Regions from separate parts of the Homo sapiens genome. Here region 1 is linked to region 2. The links are chromatin loops, found by intact Hi-C in ENCODE. Cell type or tissue: psoas muscle. All regions are shown on one strand. Links, peaks and the distances in the headings refer to the core of each region. The heading gives the core; the rest is flanking DNA. Region 1 overlaps DST (dystonin). Region 2 overlaps DST (dystonin).

Evidence for each region. A loop is a pair of places that touch in the nucleus more often than their neighbours do. Peaks named below come from ENCODE experiments on the same cell type or tissue, not always from the same donor. Only the 100,000 strongest peaks of a DNase experiment are listed, where the experiment ranks them.
Region 1: it touches region 2 in a loop (1.8-fold over the local background); 4 of 110 quality-filtered maps call a loop at or near these places.

The regions. Positions count from the first base shown.
Region 1 is chr6:56,512,578-56,517,967 of GRCh38, forward strand. DST (dystonin) reads right to left here. Exons shown (of 104, transcript NM_001374736.1): 70 at 4,924-5,043; 71 at 4,621-4,728; 72 at 2,873-3,091. Among named protein-coding and RNA genes, the nearest start is that of COL21A1, 270 kb to the left of the region's middle. In psoas muscle, for the core only: no CTCF peak of the experiment used is centred there; no DNase peak of the experiment used is centred there; H3K27ac peaks cover 1,146 bases.
Region 2 is chr6:56,461,978-56,467,367 of GRCh38, forward strand. It overlaps DST (dystonin), which reads right to left. Exons shown (of 104, transcript NM_001374736.1): 99 at 4,101-4,218; 100 at 2,708-2,779; 101 at 1,588-1,787; 102 at 1,069-1,179. Among named protein-coding and RNA genes, the nearest start is that of COL21A1, 220 kb to the left of the region's middle. In psoas muscle, for the core only: no CTCF peak of the experiment used is centred there; no DNase peak of the experiment used is centred there.

The DNA of each region.
Region 1 (5,390 bases), core at 239-5,238, 51 kb after region 2:
CTTACTTTCAGGAAAGATGGTCTAGAGATAAGCTACCAATCTTTTCCTGCAAACTCTAATTTCTATCAGTCACCAGGATGGCCACATACCTAGATTTTTATTGAAAGTGTCTACTAAAATCAATTATGAGCATTATTTTGAGAACCTGTTGAGGAATTACATCATTAACTATCACCAATGTAATAAAATGTTTTTGAAGGTTTTCAAAAGACTGCCTCAAAATAGTTTTAGAAAGGGCTAAATAAAGATGAATTCAATTTTAAAAGAAGGAAGAGTCTAATATAGCATGCTGCACATAAGAATGTGGGAGGGCCATGTTTGCAATCTAGCTCCTGGGCGTCCCAGGCCAAGTTTTTATTTTTATTTGGCATAATTAGGTATCTTCATGCTGCTTTACCGAATGGAGGTGGTGATGGTATATCAGCTATAGATAATCTCATGGAAAAGGAAAACTGAAGATGTTACATACGTTCTCCTGTCAATGTTCTTTCAGGAATGCTTGGAAAACAAGCTTTCACTCAAGAGTTATCAAGAGACTCTCAAATAAAATGCTACATCTCTGCTGATATTTCTGGAGTTCCTTTGGGTCTAGGTAGATCTCACCTGTATAGCATCACTATAAGGCAACTTGGCTTGGCAAGTAGTGAGAGGAGCCTTTTTTTTTTTTTTTAAGACAGAGTTTTGCTCTTGTTGCCCAGGCTGGAGTGCCGTGGCACGATCTTGGCTCACCACAACCTCCGCCTCCCAGGTTCAAGTGATTCTCCTGCCTCAGCATGCCAAGTAGCTGGGATTATAGGTATGCACCACCATGCCCAACTGATTTTGTATTTTTAGTAGAGATGGGGTTTCTCCATGTTGGTCAGGCTGGTCTCGAATTCCTGACCTCAGGTGGTCCACCTGCCTCGGCCTCCCAAACTGCTGGGATTACAGGCGTGAGTCACCACATCTGACTAATTTTGTATTTTTAGTAGAGGCAGGGTTTCTCCATGTTGGTCAGGCTGGTCTCAAACTCCCGACCTCAGGTGATCCACCTGCCTCGGCCTCCCAAAGTGCTGGGATTACAGGCATGAGCCACTGTGCCTGGCCGAGGAGCCTTTTTTAAACCCTTCTTAAACCATTCCATGACAGGCAAGAGAACACCTACCAGCCATCTACTCAGGTATGTGTGTGTATCAGAAAAGGGCCCAAAAGGAGATGCCTTTTGCCTTATATGTGACAAAATGATTCTTGGCACATGCTGTCATAGGAGTCCAGTCATGCTGGAGCTATCTGGTGTGACTTGATATCTATCATGTGGTAACATGGCCCTTGGAGCCATTTTTCATTCCTGGCTAGAATGAACTAGATTTTCCCCCAAAATACATGGAGAAGATGCTGTAGAGCTGGAAAAGAAATGCCATCCTAGGAGGCTACAAATATTCTGCAACAGCAAAGCTTTTAGTTTAAACAATTTGAAGATGTGGCTACAAAGTTTTGTACCTCCCTTTATACAGACAATCACAAATTTGTTTTGAGAGCTTAAAGATTATGCAAAAAGGCAAAAAAACTCAATTTTTAAAATTTCAGCTCAATAATGAGCCTTTCCATACTATTTGATGCTATGCTAAAAATGTGGCTATTCAAATCACCTCAGCATAGAAATCCATGAAACATTTTTCATTTAAAATAATTCAGTAAGTAGATATCAGATTTCTGCCACAAATAAATCTTTATACAAAAATTGAATTCTACATACTTGTCTTTCTCCTGCTGAATCATTTAGATAGAACTCCATAAGATTCCTGTTCTATATTAAATAAAGTTAAAGTGTGGTCTCTAAAACTCTCTTTTAAATAAATACTTCAGTATAGTCTTCAATGCCAATTCATTAAAAAGGTAAACAAACAAGATTAACAAGATGTCACATATTCCAAACAATGATGTAATAAACCCTGAATTGAACTTTTCCCTCCCTTTCTCTCTCTCCCTCTCTCCCTCCTTCTCTCTTGGGCACAGGCGTATACACACACACACACACACACACACACACACACACCCCCTCATGCGCATACACACACACATGCACACCATGATTAGTCTCAGAGTACATTCTGTACAGATCTGGAAGAGCAACTAGGTTCACAAGTCCATAAATAGCAAGAAATCTAGTTTTTTTCTGACAGTCTGGAATGCTCTCTCACATAAACCCTTACAAAATTTTAAGCCATATTAACAATTAAGTGACTGCTGAAAAGAGGGCTTTATGTGCCATTTCATACATGTTTAAAATGTGATGTAACTGTAGTTGTAAATGTGCTCCTCCTACTTTACCCATTTACACTTACAGGAACAAGAACTTCAAAGGAGTTCCATGTACCTAAGGTGAACAAAATAATCTGTCTTTATACTTCATCATTTTTCCTTTTCATAGCTTTCATAATATTGCTATTTTGACACATTCATTATATTACACATTTTCTCCAAACTCAATGGCCTTGTCTGTATAATGGTTCTCCCATATATTTCCACTCTGCATTTACATTCTAAATGTATAAATTTAAAACAATTCAATGTGTGTAAATTGAAAGCACTTCAAAAGCTTAATCCTATAACATTTTTAAATGGGAATTTTTTCTATCTAGATGATTTATACTGCATATTTTATAAAAGTTGTGATGTAATTAATGACATATACAACAAGTATATCCACATGAGTCTTCTCACTATAACCCTGTATAAGAAGCAATTATGAGGTAAGCAAATTACACAGACCAGAACACGGTATTCTAAAATGCCTTAATCATGTAAGTGTTTAACTGTACTAAAAACCACCATAAAAATCATGATTCTCTTTTAATGGGGAATACAATATTCTCTTTCACACCAGGCTTACCCGATGTTCTTCCTGCTGCTGCCTTAGAGTTTCATATTCAAGGGCTGGGGCGGGAAGCTGAGAGATGATTGATTGTGTTTCTGTCAGCCATGGCCAAAGTTCTTCATATGTTTCCCAGAATTGGTTAACCAGGGACTGTGCCCGTTCCAGCTGCAGATACCTTTCTGAATTAATCTGGCAGATGGTATCATAGTTCTTCAGTACCTTGTCCAGTTTTTTCTAGAAAATAAAAGGATGAAATGTTTAACTGGTCAGGCCAACGAGCACACACACTCCAGAGTGCTCTGTCCAGCACAGTACACCTGGACAGAGTGGGCGTTTGACAAATATATGTTAAATGAATACATCAGTAAAAGCTATTCAGATTTTAATGGTTTATACGTACAAAAGTTCACTTTAAATTAAAGTGCCTCAAGTTTTTATGAATAAGACACTGAGATCTCCAAAAACAATACACACAATTCTCCAGTCATTCTTACAATGGCTTCAAGATTAGAAAACAAGTCCCATATGATTCTGGCAACATATATTTTGCAGAAAAAAAATAAAGACCACTTTTTGCAAATGAAATTGTCAAAATTTTTAGTTAACAAAATTTAATTATATATATACACACACACATATATATGTGTATATGTGTATATATATGTGTGTGTGTATATATATATAGAAAGAGAGAGAGGGAGAGAGAGAGAGAGAAAGAGAAAGAGAGAAAGAGAAAGAGAAAGAAAGAGAAAGAGAAAGAGAAGGAGAAAGAGAAAGAGGAATCAAAGCAGAACATTTGCCATTGTGCTATACACGGATTTAATGGGGTAGTCACAGTGATCTAGATTATGGTATAAACTCATAGCAAAAACTAATAGCAGAAGAAGATAAAGCACAATCATAACTCAATAAACCACAGAATAACAAAGAAATTATTTCATAACAATCTGTATTTTTCACATCAGAGTCTTTATAAAAATAATATTCAATTATAAACAAGCAAATTGCCATTGTAGAGTATAAATAAATAAAAGAGTGCATATCATTACATTGTGCATCCTATTATTTTATCTGTGGTCTACCTTAAAAGCAATGCATACTCTTTAAAATATGATTTTAGGCATAGAGATTCCTATTTTTTTTGCCATGCATGGGATATCTTTCCTACCAGAAGCATGAATATGCATCAATTTCTTCAGGCTGCTTAGATGTCTGAATATGAATTGAACATTTTTATTTGTGGCTGGTTTTCTGCCAAATTAAAGGATAATTAAAACTACACAAGCTGAATGCTTCCTTAATTACTCAGATCATATTTTCCCTATATAGCTTACTGTAACTTTATACAAAATGGATTTCAGCATTAGAGAGAGCCACATATTTTGGTTTTTATTAAGAGGCCCAAATGTCTCTGAAGCACATAAACAATAGTTGATACATATAAAAAACAATAATTTATACTGATAATAATGGTAATAATACAGCTAACATTAACTGAATGCTTAATGCGTGCCAGTTAACCAAGGTCTCAAACCTTAATAGCCTTTGTGCCTATTCAAAAAGATTGTCCTCATAGTGATTCTCTTAAGAAATATTCCTTTCACTGTTATTCTATAAACTTGAAAAATGCCTTATTTAAACTAATTATTTTTGCTGCTTAAATGGCAGCTGTGGATAACGGAGAAGTGTTTTTCTAGGACTGAAAGCTCAACACCTGCTGTTTTTTCAAGAGTCCCACTACCAGTCCACAGACAAGATTATACCTTCATTGATTGCTTTTCCTCTTCACTGCATGCGGTCATGATTTTATGCCCAGATTTAACAAGGTCATCAATAATATCCTTGTGTCTCAAAATCTCCATGGTGAATGTCTGTGATTTACCAAAATAAAGACAAAAAATAAAACAAGAAATTGTATGACTAAAATGAAAACAATTAGGCTAAGTAGTTAAAAATATCACGTTACACTAGAGGGGTCTTAAAAAGTAAATCATACAAGCACATTTTATAGAGTTGGAGCACACCAGCAAATAATTCATATGGCAATTGGAAATGTATTTCTTCACCTTTTGAACTTGAAGCTGAGCAGAAGTCTGGTCTTGCTCAAGCCTGATGTCACCCAGAGACATCAATTTTTTTTCTGTTTCAGTAATCCAGGATAACTCAGCATCAGCTGCTTGGTCAAACTAAACAAAAGATAAATAATTAGGTCAGCACGTTCCCGTTCCTGATGCCAGAAAATACCTATCTACAGTTCTTTGAAATATCCTTATTACACAAGTGGAAAATCCGAGCTTGTCTCCTCATGGCATCCTAAAATAATTCGTGATAATGACTAAATTTTAAAGAAAGGAGAACTTTCCACAGAGTAATTAAACACAAGCTCTTAAAACATGCTGGATTTATAGCACTGCATTAATGATTTTAGGACAGCTAGCACTATTGCCTTCTTTTCAGGCAGTCTTAATAATTTGCACCTTAGGAGTACTGTCCAAATCTAACAGTTATGAAAGCCAACAGCCAGGTACCATCT
Region 2 (5,390 bases), core at 245-5,244:
ATGAAGGTAACACATTTTTTCTCTGCCTGTCACTTATTATTAATGTGAGGATTAAGTAACAGACAAGAAAGTGTTTTGAAAAGCATAAGAGGGCTTTTAAAAGTTATTATATTACTTTTATTTGAGGATCCTGGCCTTTAAGTTACGTCCTTTATCATTAAGGTGAAATACCTTCTTCAATTTCAAGAAAAGGTATTTAGGGATTTTTCCCCACTAATTATTGGGATTCTAATAAAATATCTGATTATTTTGTACCTATGTCTGTTGTTTCACAGTGAAATTTCTTAAAAAGATATACAGCTGATTTTCAATTGAATGTAAATGACCTGATACATGAGTTCATCTTGGCAAATTTTATATCACCTAAATATCTTCTCCCCATATATCATGCCGTATTAAAAAGTTAGAGCATGCTTAAATTAGTTATTAAAATCTTTAAAAAAAACCCATACATTTATTACCTGTTGAAAATGACAAATAACTTTCTGCATACCTAAGCCTACCCCTCTGACCCCCCTGCACTGATACTGAGAGCTTATGTCACACCTGCCCAAAGTTTTGGGGCAGGTATAAATGTAACAGACATCCAGAAGGACCATGCCCACAGTGAACATTCAGTAAACATTCTTTTCAGTGATGCTCTTGCAAATCATACTGCCTTTTACTCCCATTTGAAGGGAATGTGTTGCACTTCTTGCCCATATTATATCTAGTATATTTAGTAGCTTTAAAAGAAATTTTACTTAAGTCTGGCTATAACCTACTCTATGTTACTCTCCCAAGAGATAACAGTGGAACTAAGTACGAATGAGAACAAAAAGGAGGTAGTCTGCAGGAGTGACTGGGTCAAATTGACACTGTTTAAAGAGCTGCAGACTATCTTTTCTGTTAACCCCTTACTCTCACATCTTCCAAGAACTGCTCGGTTGATACTTATCTTATAGAAGTGTATAAAAAGACATAGGGTTAGCAAAGTACATATATTTAGGGAGTGGTGCAACGATGTTAGTGAGTGATAGCTTCAGTTAAAGGAGAATGTTAAGACTGGACTCTGGGGCCTTACAATACCTCTGCAGATGGCACGGGAAAGTCTGAGCACTCTGCTGCTTTACAAGGAGTTGACATTTTGCTGTTTGTCAACCATGGTTTACCATAATTGCGTGTTAAAGGATGGAGAATCTGTATGGAACAATGGCAAATCAAATGAAAAGGATAGCAGATAAAAAAAACAAAGCCACAGAAAGAGATATTCATAGCAAAGAGTCACATTTCACAGTAAGAATAATAATTTAAAATAAGTGAAAAGATCCAATGGCAAATCATACACACCAAAAAAATGAATGAAGCTTTAAAAAGAAAAATCAATCTGGAAGATCACAAAGGCTTCCTAAATAGATCATCTCTATGTGGGCCACTAGGCAAAAGCATACATTCAAAAAAAAATTCCTGTATTTCCCACAGTATGAGAAGGTGCACAAATGGAGATAGCTGGTCCTACAAATTCTAGGGCCCTAAATAGAACATTCAAAAGTCTACTTGGGACATTGATTGCAAAGGTGGAGGAAAAGTCTTCATCCTGAGTCTTACCTTGGGTGTGGTGGTGGCAGGGACCTGTGGGGAGGCCGCCTGCGCAGCCTGACTGGACACAGAAGTGGATCTGTTGGGTGAAGCGCCTCGTGATGATGGCCGGGATCTTCGGCCTCGGGGTCGGAAAGCAGCCATACCCTGGCTGGCACCATCTGCTAAAATGAACTTCTCACGCAGTTCCATGTTTGTCCTTCCTTTGGCTGGGTTATACACACACAACAATGCACACAAAGAAAAGACGGAAAAGAAGAGGCGCTCAATCGTTAATGGGAAGAACGGCCACCTGGCACCAGAGATCACGTTGAGAATTTCAAGAACATCTTTTTGCCATGCCAACTCCAACTCAGCATAACAAAAAGTTAAATGCATTCCTTTACAATGCATTCCTTTTGGATACAGGTGAGTTCGGGGAGGAAAAAATAAAGTGTGCTTATTCTAACACTAGACACCAGCAAGAATAACCACTATTAAAGAAAGTGTCAGCATGAAAATGGAAAGCTCATGCTAAAATATCATTAATCCACCAGCTACAGATGCCCACATGGTTTCATTACCCTCTCATCACACTGAGAAGACAGACCAGTAAGGCAGGGACTGTGTCTTTTGCATGTACTATTGAGGTAAAGAGAATGCCAGTATTTCAACATGGGGATAAATTAAAGAATATAATTACACACAATGATTGATGGCTTGTTAGTCATGATGACAACATATAAACTTCTGGATTTTTCACTTAAATGAGGCAGCTAGTATTTTTATTTTATGCCTTGAAAAACTGTTTTACCAACATGCAATAACAAACACCAGACCCAAGGATCTGTGAGGTAGTCAGTGATGCAGCACTCATACAAACACATACGCACACGGAGAACACTCCACAAGAACCCGGTGAGCAACGTGTTAGCATGTGTTTGATCACTTATAACACCTGCATGTGTAACACAACCAAAGTCATCAAATTTTCAGAATTTAAATTTGGAAGCACCAGCTCAGCTGGATATGAGTTAAGCCATACGCGATGGATGAAGCATGTTATTTTAAAACAAATGACTGAAGCAAGAATGGAAAAGTAGGAAAGAGAAAAGGAAAGAGGGGAGAGGCAAAGAGAGAGGTTGCCAACCTATAGTAGGCTGAGTAGTAGTAATTGAAGAGTTTGATTCCGAACGTAACATTTTACTCCCATGATGATGAACTAGAAAAAATGACACAGGATACCAATCACATTAAAGAATACTGTTAGCAGAAGAAGAAACAAAGTACAGTAGTTGAATATGCAAAGGGTGCTCACATCTGGCCTTTAGCACACATTTTAGAAGAAAAGTTGCATCAGGAAAAGAAGCACTCAAGGGATTGGCTCAATAAGAAAAATGTATTTGGAAGACTGTGCCACAGCCATGCTAACCTTCCTAAGCAACCCAACAGAACACTATGTATTCTGATTTCTTCATAAATGGAGTTGCATTTTACCTTAGGCTACATTATTTTCAAAATATAAAACAAACAGGAGCTTTTGTTCTTGTTTTACTTCTCTCGCAGGTGTGTCTTTGGCCAGGAGAGAGCAGGGCTACTGTATAACATGTATAACAATCCATGGTGGCCTTGGTGGAGAAGCCTGATGACTGATATGTCTATGTGTACCAGATGGTGACACCATCACCAAAACCAAGAGGCCCTACAGGAGGAAACCTGGGATCCCACTTGGTAGCTGAAGGAGACAGCACTGACGTGAACATTTGTTGTTTGCTAAAAAGGATTACAGTGAGCTCACAGGTAAAAGAAAATTATAACAATTTTATTGTTTTTTTCTTGGGGGGGAAGAAAAATGGGCCTACTGAGTAATTGGTACCTAATTAGAAATTGCAATCAAATGACCACGTGTAACGTAAATTGGTTGAGAACTTAAAAATTGACAGAAGGATCTCAAAACAGAAAAATTAAAAGCTAACTTAGGACTTGGGCTGGAAGATATGTAGAGAGCTATAGTATTATATGTTTATATTTTTAATGTTCTAATCTGCAACTTCAAAGAGTCAAGTTAGCATTGGATTATTATTTAAAAATTTTTTAATTATGGCTTTCCTCACCTGCTCTTCATTTCATAAAAACTTTGACCTTTAAACTTTTATTATCCAGTATTTTCGGTCTTCATCACCTCAATTTTCTTTTCTCTTACTTTGCTATGTCATAACAGACAAAATCCTTTCCTTGGTTGGTATAATTGTTTGGAAAATCGTAGATGTAAAAGTCTCCTAAAGAAAATGGATTCTAGTATTTCCCGCCCACCATATTTATCCAGAAAAAGTAAAAAAAAAAAAAAAAAAGAAAGAAAAAAATGAGAAGAATATGGTTTACATGACTGCCACAGGTTCTTTGGGAACTTTAGGCTGACAGACCAATGTGAAACATTCACTATTGGAATAAATGACCAAAATTATGCCCAGTATGTTTTGGTGCTGGATATAATATAAAATTGAAATACTTTCATGATGTTATCATGATAAGCATCTCCTTACCCCTGCAAGGATCATTTTTCACTAAGAACTCATCAAGTGCCATCCATCCACCTCCAACACGAACCATCACAGTACTCCGCAGGATCCGGACCAGTCGCAGTTGCTGGGAGTCTCCAAACTGTTCAGTGAAGAAAGAAAGAACCTCTAGTTGTCAATAATAATTCTAAACTACAGGATGATGTGCAATTTGCAGTAGCTAAAGCAACCGACTTTAATTTCTTGCTTAGTTCATAGCGATTAGTAAAATCTCAGAAAAGGGGGTTTGTAATGATTTGTGTTAGACGGCTGCATGCTGATTTAGCCCAAAGGAAACAGTTTGAAAAAAAAAAGATTACAAAGGTTATCAAGTATACTACCAAAGCTTTGGTCTAAAAATTATTTTTCTTTCTTATGACAGAAACAATATTAGTAAGGCAGTAATTTTAAAATGTTTCTAGGAATTAAACATAGCCATGAAAGTAAGCACTGGCCCACTTGCCCAGGGCTTATCCAAAATAAAATGATTCTAAGAAAAATTTAATAAGCTTTGATTCTTCTTCATTAAACTCTCTCTTACAGTAAAACCGTTTTCCACTGAACTCTGTGAGAAATCTTTATAAACTCATTTTCTTTTCTGTAAGGGCAGTTTTCACTTAAAAAGAATAAAGTAAATGAGTATGACTCATATAAATTTCACAGTCAACTAAAATTTCTGCATCCCTAATGATCTGGTAAACCAATTTGTTAAAGGCTGGATTAATATGCCATTTTAGATTACTGTAATATTAGAATAGCCAATGACACATTATTAATGATACAGCTGCCAAATCTAAAAGGTTTCTCTCATAGTTGTCTGTACCATAACTGTTGATACTAACAGGCAATCATCTTTTTCTTGCCCTTTCAATAGATCTCCAATAATGTAGATATGCTACAAATTCTGCAAGTCCTGAATAAATTTCTAGATTCCAGGTTTCTGATCACAGGTTTATGTTTTGAAAGCCTGTGAGAAATGATTTTATACTTTAAATCATTTCTAATAGGTTCATGTCCAACTCATAAAAACTACCAGACTGAATTTCACGGTTGTCATCCCAGCAGACAAGAAAGCAAAATGAACAGTCAATTAAACATAAATGGCTTCTTTGTAAAGCAGGTAACATACAATTGTGACTTTATTTGGGCTCATGATGGATAAACAGAAAACTCTAGGTAGAAAAAAATCTGCTACTTTTCAGTGTTTTAATACTGAGTTTCAAGAAGAAAACCCAAAAACAATACCAACCAAATCCCTCAGGATCCTAAAACTCA